2 separate regions of the Mus musculus genome follow, and region 1 is linked to region 2. The links are chromatin loops, found by intact Hi-C in ENCODE. Cell type or tissue: left cerebral cortex. All regions are shown on one strand. Each heading gives the region's core, and the rest is flanking DNA. Links, peaks and the distances in the headings are about the cores only.

Region 1 (5,382 bases), core at 158-5,157, 250 kb after region 2:
AGGATCAAACTCGCTTTGTCTGGTACAGAACAAAGAGACACTGAGCTTTGTTAGACTAAGTAGAATAAAGGAGAAGCCAGTAAAGTAGAAGTACCAGGGCAATGGTATGAATAGTACATAGACACCAAGAGGGGGTAAACTAACGTTATTTATTGATTTTCATGGCATGTTAGTTTTATAGAAATACTCATGTGTGTGAAGAAAAAAATCTGCCAGAGAGATGGCTCAGCTGTTTGATATTATTACTGTCACTTTAAGTCTATTTATGTTTTGCCTGAATGTGTGAGCACCACAAAGTACCTGGTACTTTCAGAGGCCAGATGATGCTGGGTTCTGTGGAAGTTAGATACTTGTGAGCAGCTGGGTGAATACTGAGAATCAAACCTGGGTCTTCTGCAAAAATAGCTTGGGCTCAGTTAATCTCCCAGCCAGCTCTAGCTCAGCTAGGTAATAGTGCTTGCTACTCTTCCGAAGGACCCAAGTCCAGTTCCTAGCATTCACATCAGGAAGCGCACAACTACCTGTAATAGCCAGCTCCAGAGGATCTGATGCCCTTTTTCTGGCCCCTGTGGGCATGCATGCATATGTGGCATAACCCCCAGATACACAAACAGAAAATAAAGTCTTAAGAGTATCTGGAAAGGGAAGCTTTACAGATATGTTTCCTATAAACCTGCACAGCATTTCCCCACCTCTACATTTACACAGTTAAAGAGGTATGTAGGTAAAACTGAAGTAGACAAATTCTGTCTGGTACAGAACAAAGAGACACTGAGCTTTGTTAGACTAAGTAGGATAAAGGAGAAGCCAGTAAAGTAGAAGTACCAGGGATGGCCGGAGCCTGGATTTGAGGCCCGACTTCAGCACTGACTTTGAAAAGCTAGGGAACCTGCTTATAGAAGATTGATAAACTAGACCCTTGTCTTCCCTTTGTACAGACTGTCTTCACAGGTTGACAGAGGAAAGTGAAGAGAGAAGAAACTGGCCCTGGAAGCAGTAACCTGAGTAGAGTGGGCCTGAGCCATCTTTCAGGTGTGGGGTATTCCATAGGATACACTGCCAAGCAATGACTAAATCTTAAAAGGTTAATGGTCTTTCCAGTTGTCACTCAAAAGTGAATTCTCAACATCAGAGATCTACACCAAGACAAACCTGAACAGAGCTGTTGTATCATGTTACCCTAGCATTCTTGTTCACTCTGAATTTTAAGAGGCCACATCACACTCTACTACCATTGACTTTCTGACTACAGCACATTACACAAAGTCCTGGCCTATGAGTTCATACCACCTACGTGTACATTAAGATATATGGGATCATTTAGAGATTCCTATGAGGAACCAGGCTACTTTTAAGGGGGAAATGCTGTTCATTTTAACTTGAAGCTAAATCAGTAAGAACCACGTAGAACTAGTATCATAGTCCATAGCTGTGGAAGGAATTTACAGCAATTAGTGGCAAACATGTAGAAACTGACTCAGGAAAAAGACTCAGACAGAGGTGTGAGTGTGGCTTCACATCCCAAATGACCAGCAATGCTGTCTGCTCAGAATGTATTACAGAAAGTTCTAAATGCCAAGGGCTTTAAAAGTAAATGCACTAAGGCATTTATAAACGGCAAGGGCTATTTGAGGATATCTCTAGGCAGTGTGGACGTGAATGTACCCAGCTAGGCACTCACTTGATTACATCTGGGTCAATCTTGGAAGTCCACAGATTCAAGGCTAAGTGCCTGATCAGTCTGGGCTAAGTGGTTGCAAGATCCCTTCTCACTTTAAACCACTGTCTTGGTTTGTTTTGTCAACTCGACAGAGCTAGACATAAACGGGGAGAGGGAATCTTGAGAACAGGCTCTGTAAGACTGGCCTGTAAGCAAGTCTGGGGGGTGGGGGTGGGGGCTATTGACTGATGTTGGCAAGCCCAAATCAATGTGTGGGTGGTGCCACCCCTGGGAGTATAAGAAAGCAGGCTGAGCAGGCCAGTAAGCAGCATTCTCTCATACACTATAACTATATGCTGAAATAAGCCCTTTCCTCCACAAAAGTTGCTTTTGGTCATGGTATTTTATCACAATAAAAGAAACTCTAAGATAATCACATTCTCGAAAAGTCTGCTTCATGTGTAATCTAGGTACAGTACACATAACATTCTAGTACATGCTAAGGGCTTTACTCTGGATGTAGGCAAGCATGAGATCCTGTGTTCTATCCCCAGTAAGGATAAAAGGATATGCATAATACAGAACCAGTTTAATGGAGACCTTGGTGAGCTCTAGTGGCTTATAATTCCAGCTACTTGAAAGAGTAAGGCAGAATCACTGAGTTCATGGCCACCTGGGTTATACAACCCAAACCACAACATCCTGTCTCAAACAAAAAACAGAAAGAAAGAAAACAAGCAAGGTACATACATTAAAGCCCCGGCCATTGAAATACTGAAAATACCAGAAAGAAAAAACAGAATTACTACTTATCAACCATTACATGCCTAGAACTTAGTGTTCAAATGCAATCAACTCTTAATAGTAGTTAAACAAATAGGGCTGGAGAGATGGCTCAGTGGTTAAAAGCACTGACTGCTCTTCCAGAGGTCCTGAGTTCAATTCCCAGCAACTACTTGGTGGCTCACAACCATCTGTAATGACATCCAATGCCCTCTTCTGGTGTCTCTGAAGAGTAACAGTGTACTCACATAAAATAAATAAATCTTAAAAAAAAAAAAAAGGGTACTTTGTACACTTTTGGGGGGGCTATTGAAGTCTAGTATTGATTTGTCAAAATTTAAGTCACATAAACTGTCTATAATACAGAAATCCCTCTTGTAAAAGTATACTATAGGAATCTATGTACGTATTCAAAACACACATACAAGAATACCTGGTCCAACACTGTACAGCACTGTGCACTGCCATCACTAGGGGAGCTGTTCAAATCAAGGTATCTAGGACATTGCAGATGCAATGTCTTATAATGCAATGTAAGTATAGCTGATACACTGACTGCAAAAGTCACAAGAAAACGTATGTTTCGGTATTTTTCCAAAATACAGCAGCCCCAAAGGACGGATTTGCACGTTAAAAATTAGAGAAGCAAAACAGCTGGTAACTTTAACATCCTAGTCCACCACCTCACCACACTTCACAAGTCAGCAAGGTGAGACCCACCCCCCACTCACCCAGTCCACGGTTCCTTCCCACACTTTGTCCTGAGTGACAGGATAGTTGGCTAGGTGACAGATAGTAGTACTAAGGACAAAACCTTATCCTCCCGGCTGCTGGCACTCAGTGGCGCTCTTCTCAGTCTTGTTATCTCAGACAGGACCCTAGTAACCCTAAAGGCCTGCTGCCACCATCAGGCATACTGGAGAGTGCAGGCATAATATAGCGGAAGATGAAGACACCCACTCACTAATCTGGACGTTACCCTGGGGAAACAGGAAAGGCTGGGAAGAAAAAGACTTCCTTCTGATTACACATACTTGGAACTGTGCAAAATGTACTTTTAGAATTTAAAAGGACAGAATGCTCTCCAAAACAACTCAAGGCTTTAGAAGTGTCCACCTGGTATTTCAAGAGAAAACAGCCATGACAAAAATATAATACGAGAGAATTAGCTATCTGTGGATAGGGCATCAACTTGTATACTTGAATTACTAACTTACCCTCTGTCTCTTACTAGCTATGGAACCTTGGACAAGGCTTTGGCAAAGGCTGAAAAAGGAACAAAACAACTAATTTGTTAAAAATCCCAGACACGGTGGGCAATCTAGGAGACAAGAGGGTGTTCAATGGGAGTCATAAAATCAGCGGCGTGTCCATTCTTACTGCGACAGACAATAAATGTTAACCAAAAATCAAACAGACAAGCAAACAAAACAATGGTCTCAGGCATTATATCTAAAATAAATTTCTTTGACAGTATGATCACATGACTTACAAGGTATCATTTATAACAAAAATCTAACAATTTACAAGCTGCGTTTTTGTGCAGAGTACTCTGAAGAAAGAAAAGTATGTACAGCCATTGTTTTGATTAATACAACTATTCAGTCCTGCAATACTGGGAAGGCGGAATGTATCTGGCACAAAAATAACTCCTAAGAGTTACAAACTAGAAAAACAACACTTTTAAAAAAGATTTTTACTTTTCTGGTAGAAATATAAAAACTGGCTTGTGTGGGAAAGATTAAAATGAAAAGTCCAATTGTACAGGTGGCTTGAACACTTAAAGTTCTGTCCCTTAAACCAACAATCACCAACAGCAGTGTTTAAAATCTAAATATAAATAAATGGGCAGTGCCGCCCAAGTAGCAGCACAGAGCAAGCAACTCACAGTAGTGCTGCAGGGTGATTTCAGTGCAGAGGGGGAACCTTTCTAGTATCCTGCAGTAGGACACACAGTGTCACTTCATGCTGCCACCTGTAACTGAGTGTCCTCACCAACTGTACCATCAGTGGTACCAAAACTGACTGGTTTTAAAAAACACGTGGATAGGGAAGGCAGGAGAACATGGCAGACAACTATGTGGTCTTCCTGAATCCCTTTAAGATGGGGTAGATGTTTTCAAATGCTTCATAAATCTCTGCTCTAACTTTAGCACCTACAAAGACACATGGAACAGAAATGAGATGGTTAAGAAGTAGCATCATTACCTTAAAACATAAATACAGTTCTCTCTATACCTAGTTAAGACAAACAAATGGTGGAATCCCCTTATCACCATCCTAGCTGTACCCACTATTCTACCCCCTTTTTTTGAGACAGGGTTTCTCTATGTAGCTCTGGCTCTCCTGGAACTTGCATAGACCATGCCTCTGCCTATGAATTACTAGGATTAAGGGCCATGCCCAGCTAGCTCTCCAGCTATGTTTTTAGAACAGTATTTTCTAAGTGTTTTAAAAAGTGATACACGGGCTGGTGAGATGGCTCAGTGGGTAAGAGCACCCGACTGCTCTTCCGAAGGTCCGGAGTTCAAATCCCAGCAACCACATGGTGGCTCACAACCATCTGTAACAAGATCTGACGCCCTCTTCTGGAGTGTCTGAAGACAGCTACAGTGTACTTACATATAATAAATAAATAAATCTTTAAAAAAAAAAAAAAGTGATACACTTAGCGACTTTTAAACACCCTAGACCATCATTTCCTCACTATATAGTTGGTCTGAGATCAGGATCCACAAGTCAGCAAGACAATATCTACTTCCTACTCTAGTTCCTTCCCATACTTGGACCTGAGTGACATGGTATCTGACAAGCACTGAGGACTGAAATCTTATTCTCCCAACTGTTGGTATTCAATTGAGCTCTTCTCAGTCTTGTAATCATACTCTACTAACCCCCAAGGTGCAAGGGCCAACTGAAAACAGTCAGTGTCCCATCCC
Region 2 (5,382 bases), core at 161-5,160:
ACAACATACATCCAAAATTCCCACTGAATATAAGGAGAAACGAGGTGACGAGTAAGACATCCTAGAGGAATGTCTACAGGAAGCCGAGACTGCTAGAATCTGTTTTACTTCATAGAAGACTGATTCATCTATACAGACGTAGGCAGTTTTAGGATTACATATCAACAGTTCTCAGTTGCTGACCAAAATACCTTTCTTTCTGGCAGCTGTTACTTAAAGCAAAGATTAAATGCTCGTGGAAACAAGAATGCAGCAGAAAACTACAGGAGCCCACATATCCTTTTTCTTAAAATTTAATTTGTCATATATAAGGTTTTTATATACAATCAGTGTGTACTGTAACAGTTTTTATATTAAAGCCAATCAAGTTTACCTCAAATGTTAACCTGGCTGCATAGCACGTTTGACATTATTGCCCACATGAAAGGGAAAAGCAATGCATTTACAAGAACGTTTGGCCGTTTGGATTTTAAGTGTTCATACACCTACCACCCTTTCAACCCAATGCACTGGGGACTCTCCCAGAGCACCGAGTTTGTCTCACATGTAACCCTCGCCACTGCTTCTGTAAAACTACAAACACAATATTGACTTTAAAAAGGAGGGGCAAAACATGTATCTAATAAAAATACTCAATATAAAAAGGACTAAAAGAAATAAGTGGCCCCTTTCCCCATTTTTACATTCTAAACAATGATTCCATCAAGACAAATCATTAAAAAGTGTTATTACACTGATTTTTTTTTTTAATAAGAAGGCCTGAGTTGGTAGGGAAAGGAACAGTCAAAAGAAGCCTGAGAAGGGCAGGGCAGGGCAGCTCATTTAATCCATTTACAATAATTTACAGCCATCTTCTTCTGTAAAAAGGCATAATAATAATCACAGACAGGAAATTCCCGGCTATATTACAAACTTAAGTACAGGATTTAAATATTCAAGCTTGTGATGGGAGCGGCAAGGTGGTCGCAGTGTACAATGTAAACAAGTAGCTTTGGAAAGTGAACAAAGTCCTTGAGTGATTTTTCTTTATTAAGAAAAGACCTCTCTTTTATTCCTTCCTGAAACATGATCACAGGTCAGAGTAAAGTTCATATACAAACATAATTTAAATGGAGTCAGTCTAAAATCACTGACATAAAAACAGTTTTATACAGCCTACACGGGAGGGCAGTGCTGAGGTCCCTGGCATAGTAAACATTTTCCATTTCTTTAAAAAAAGAAAAAAAAGGTACTGCAGTATCGCAGTACAGTGCAGCATAATCCTTAAATATAAAAATATTTTCTCTTCTGTTGGGATAATAGACCTTGCGTCCTGGAGAGAAGTAACAATACTGCTACTGACAGAAGAGCTGTTTGAATCTTTCAAGTCATGTAAGGCAATTACTGTGTTGGTTTATGATCTATGGCTAAAACAAAGTCCCGGAAGACAAACTCATGAGCTTCTGTCATGTCTTCCGACTACTCCAGGTGTGTTCAGGCGTACTTCTGTGTTCAGCTGAATGTTCAAATGGGGACCTGGAGCCATATGGAGACCTCTGATCTAAAGGTGACCTAGGGCCACTGCTGGCAGCTCGGTGGTCCAACTGCCAATCTGAGAGATACCGATAATCCCTGGAGGATTTATGATGTGTGTGCTCGGAGCTTGAGCGATGGTCTGAGTGCATTCGATGGTCCGAGTGAGATCGGTGGTCAGAGTGACACCTGTCCTTTAAGCCTCCTTCCAAACTTGGCCTGTGCTCTCGACTCCTGTGGTCATCCAGTTTTCTGTGTTTCTCTCGGTCACTATAGTACCTAATGAAAGAGAAATTTAGACTCTTAGTCAAATTAGTAAGTTAAAATTCCCAAATAAAACCATACATACAGAAAAGTATAGCTACTTTAACATGTATTTTAATCATGCAGAAGCTCACAGTTTCCTGAAAGTAGCTGAGAACCACTTCTCTGTGCAACACAGAGCCACCTCACACAGCTGCTGAAATCACTAGGAATCTCTATACAAATTCTGGCTCACAAGTCTGGATAGAGGCACACAAAGCTCCCTGAACGTATTTGTACCTCACTAAGAAATCTCGTGGATCAGTGGAGCTCAGTGTGAGATGCACAGAAATAACCCCAGCTATGCACTTTCCCCTGGAAACTGAAGCCCTTTACAAACCTCTTGGAGGAAAACCTAGAATGCCAGAATGTAGTCTGAAAACTCATAAAAAGAAACTTCTCAGTAGTTGGCGATGTCAAACATTTTTTCATCAACTAGTTATGTAATGAGTCAACACACATGCAATCTGGCAGCTGAACAAGAAGTCTCTACATATTTGCCTTTTCAAATAAAATGCTCCGATTAGACAAAGATTCTTGTCACAAACACTTTCTCGTGAAATTACTGGTATATGTAGTTACAGATATAGCTTTTCTGTTTACACCATCTCTAACAAAAAGCCTTTCTATAATGAGTGCTTATACAGCGATGGCTGTGAGCACCACTGAACCACAGAGCCCCATGGGGCTTCTCCACTCGGTTGAGCAACTCAGAGCAGCACCTGCAGGTCCTCCATTTATTTCTGACTTTTACTTATCAATTGTCTGAGTTTAATTGTAGCAATGGTTTCAAATTAGCAAGGAAACTCTTTAAGCAATAAAGGAATAAAATATATTTTGACTTAATATAGGTTCTCCCTCCTAAGAATTTCAGTATCCAATGCAGAATTCTCTCCATAAAAAGCCTGTACTTCCACCAACAAGCTGCACTATTTAAAATGACAAAACTTTTAAAACTCATTGCATATTCTGATGTCAATTTACTACTTCAAAACCATTTTGGAGAAAAATTTATAAACATTAACATGAAAAGTACTATCTTTTTTTGTTGATATATAAAAAATGCTTGATCTATTCTCATGAAAATGGCATAGGTCTATCCCAAATGTAGGAAATGTACTTAACAAGAGAAGGATGAGAGAAGGTAAATGTTTAAGCCACTCGCTCTCCAGCTCACCTGCTGTCTTGCCTGTAGTGATCCCACTCGCGGTGGTCTTTGCCATTGCTAAATGAGGAGTAGGGTCTCTTCCGAGAGTCACTCTTTTTATAAGAATCTCCCTGATGGCGGTCCTTGTGATGATCATGGTACTGAGATAAGTGTCTGTCAGAAGAATAGCTGTCCCTGCTACTGTCATCATGATTTGTATTCTCTTTTAACCTTTCCATATCTATTAGATAAATAAGTGAAACTTCATTAATACAAATAATAACAGTAACTCCTGCCCAAACAAAATCAATTCTCAAACACAAAAGCATTTAAAGGGTTTTGCAGGTAAGTGTCGGTACCATCCCTCATCAAAGCTTCTTTATAGCAAGTAGAGACCATCACAGAAAACTCCAACTGGACCCTGAAAAGCTCAGCTCCAAGGACAGATCCATGTCACAGCTCCTGTGTCTGTGACTGAGAGAACACTGCAGAGACGGAGGTGGGAAAGCCAAAGGACTAGGAAGTCTGTCTCTCCTAGAAATTACTGCCACACTAAGATCAGAGCAATGGTGTTATCAATGGACATATTAATATGGAAGGGGAAATTTTACAGAGTCCTAGTCCTCAAAAGAGAACTATGGGCAAACTAATGACTTCTTGACTGAGAACTTTTAGCCTCTCTCTCCCAGGGATAAGCCAAACCACATGCAAACAAACAAACAAGACTCAGGTTCTATTTATGTGCGCATGCATACGCACACACCCCTAAAGTACAGACAGGTTAGAGGGAAGAAAATGACCTGATTCTCTTTCTGTTAATAGTCGTTTCTCAGTACTTTGAACAAGAATAACTTTTTAAAAATTGATTTAAGAAACGAAACAGGGGCTAGGGAGCTACATATCTTACAGAATAAATGTGTTTACTGCGCATTCCTGAGTTCCCGAGCTCAGATCCCAGCACCCACATAACAAGCCTGACCAAGCTCCAAGGAAGCAAAGAACAGAGGATTTCTAACACTTGCTAGATAGAATGCAGACTGCAAACCTATGGGCCTCAAGCTCTAAGTACCATGTAGAAAAGCATATGAAGGGCGTTCAAAACCCTCGCTAGCCTGTGTTCTCACACAGGCACATGTGACCACACGCACACCCTTACCTGTGCTCTCACACAGGCACATGTGACCACACGCACACCCACCTGCACACAAAAAATAAATCTACAAAAATGAAGCCAACGCACACCATCGGGGAAAAAGAAATGAAAGGAAAAGAAAAGAAAGAAAAAACTTCTTAAAAGTTTACCTGGATTCCTAATCACATGAGTGGTAGCAACATTGCTATTCTGGTCACTGTTTTGCTAAAATAAAATGCACAAGTATTAGACATGTTTAAGTAATCTAAGTAGCCTAAACTACTCTGATAGAATGGGGGGTGGAGGGGGAGCGGCTTAAGAAAATCCTCATGTTGAATTAAGATCTTCAAATACCAAGCATATATAAATATAAAATATACAAGTATCTTTAAACAAAACAATTTCCTCCATGTTTTTAAAAACTGACTTTGAATTAATTTTAGACTTGACAAAGAAGATGATGAAAACCATGTGCCGGTCTCATATGCTCATCAGCCACCCACCAATGTGAAATCATACCCAATACACTCTCAGCTCAATCGTGTTCCAATCAGATCTCTCCTATGTCCCTAGAAGCCAGGCTAAAGCCTACATGTCAGCTAGCCATTATGTCTCTGTGGCAGTCTTTCCTTTGATAACTTTTCTTTTGTTTTTCGAGACAGGGTTTCTCTGTATAGCCCTGGCTGTCCTGGAACTCACTCTGTAGACCAGGCTGGCCTCAAACTCAGAAATCCACCTGCCTCTGCCTCCCGAGTGCTGGGATTAAAGGCATGCGCCACCACGCCTGGCTCATTTTTATGAGTCTTATTCAGTACTTTTATTGAGAATCCCTCTAATGCAGTTTGTCTGAAATGTTCCCATGGCTAGATTCAAATCCTATACTATTGGTGACACCATCACAGCTGGAACATGTTTCTCTGCACTGTAGCCGACGTCTTCATGTTCTGGTTTGTTGTGATTACTTAAGGTAATGTCAAACAGTTTCTCTTTTCATGTGAATATCCTGCTCCTTTTATAATTATTATCCATGAGACCAATATAATATCCTGCTTCCTTGCCCACTGATCTAGGCTTATGGATTTATGCTTTGGACTATTATTTTATGGGATTAACTCCAATGGTATTTGATTTAATTTATTCATTACCTCTATTTTATTAACTAAATTCTCCATTTATTTCTAAATAATAAAGAATATGTATGGTGTTAATGATATAATTTAAAGAATAAAATATTATATACCAATTACCTGAGATTCTTGTCGTTTTTTAATAGCATGCTTATATAATT

The links. Hi-C counts contacts between places; a loop is a spot of excess contacts. Peaks named below come from ENCODE experiments on the same cell type or tissue, not always from the same donor. Only the 100,000 strongest peaks of a DNase experiment are listed, where the experiment ranks them.
Region 1: a loop joins it to region 2, with 2.8 times the contacts of the local background. A loop is called at or near these places in 5 of 42 quality-filtered maps.

What each region holds. Positions count from the first base shown.
Region 1 is chr17:15,515,921-15,521,302 of GRCm38, reverse strand. It overlaps Tbp (TATA box binding protein), which reads right to left. Exons shown (of 8, transcript NM_013684.3): 8 at 3,876-4,599. The coding sequence ends at 4,520. Among named protein-coding and RNA genes, the nearest start is that of Pdcd2, 8.7 kb to the left of the region's middle. In left cerebral cortex, for the core only: a CTCF peak has its summit at 2,885; no DNase peak of the experiment used is centred there.
Region 2 is chr17:15,766,387-15,771,768 of GRCm38, reverse strand. It overlaps Chd1 (chromodomain helicase DNA binding protein 1), which reads right to left. Exons shown (of 36, transcript NM_007690.3): 33 at 5,342-5,382; 34 at 4,265-4,319; 35 at 2,993-3,203; 36 at 1-1,791. The coding sequence ends at 1,446. Among named protein-coding and RNA genes, the nearest start is that of Rgmb, 62 kb to the left of the region's middle. In left cerebral cortex, for the core only: no CTCF peak of the experiment used is centred there; DNase peaks (open chromatin) are centred at 174 and 2,303.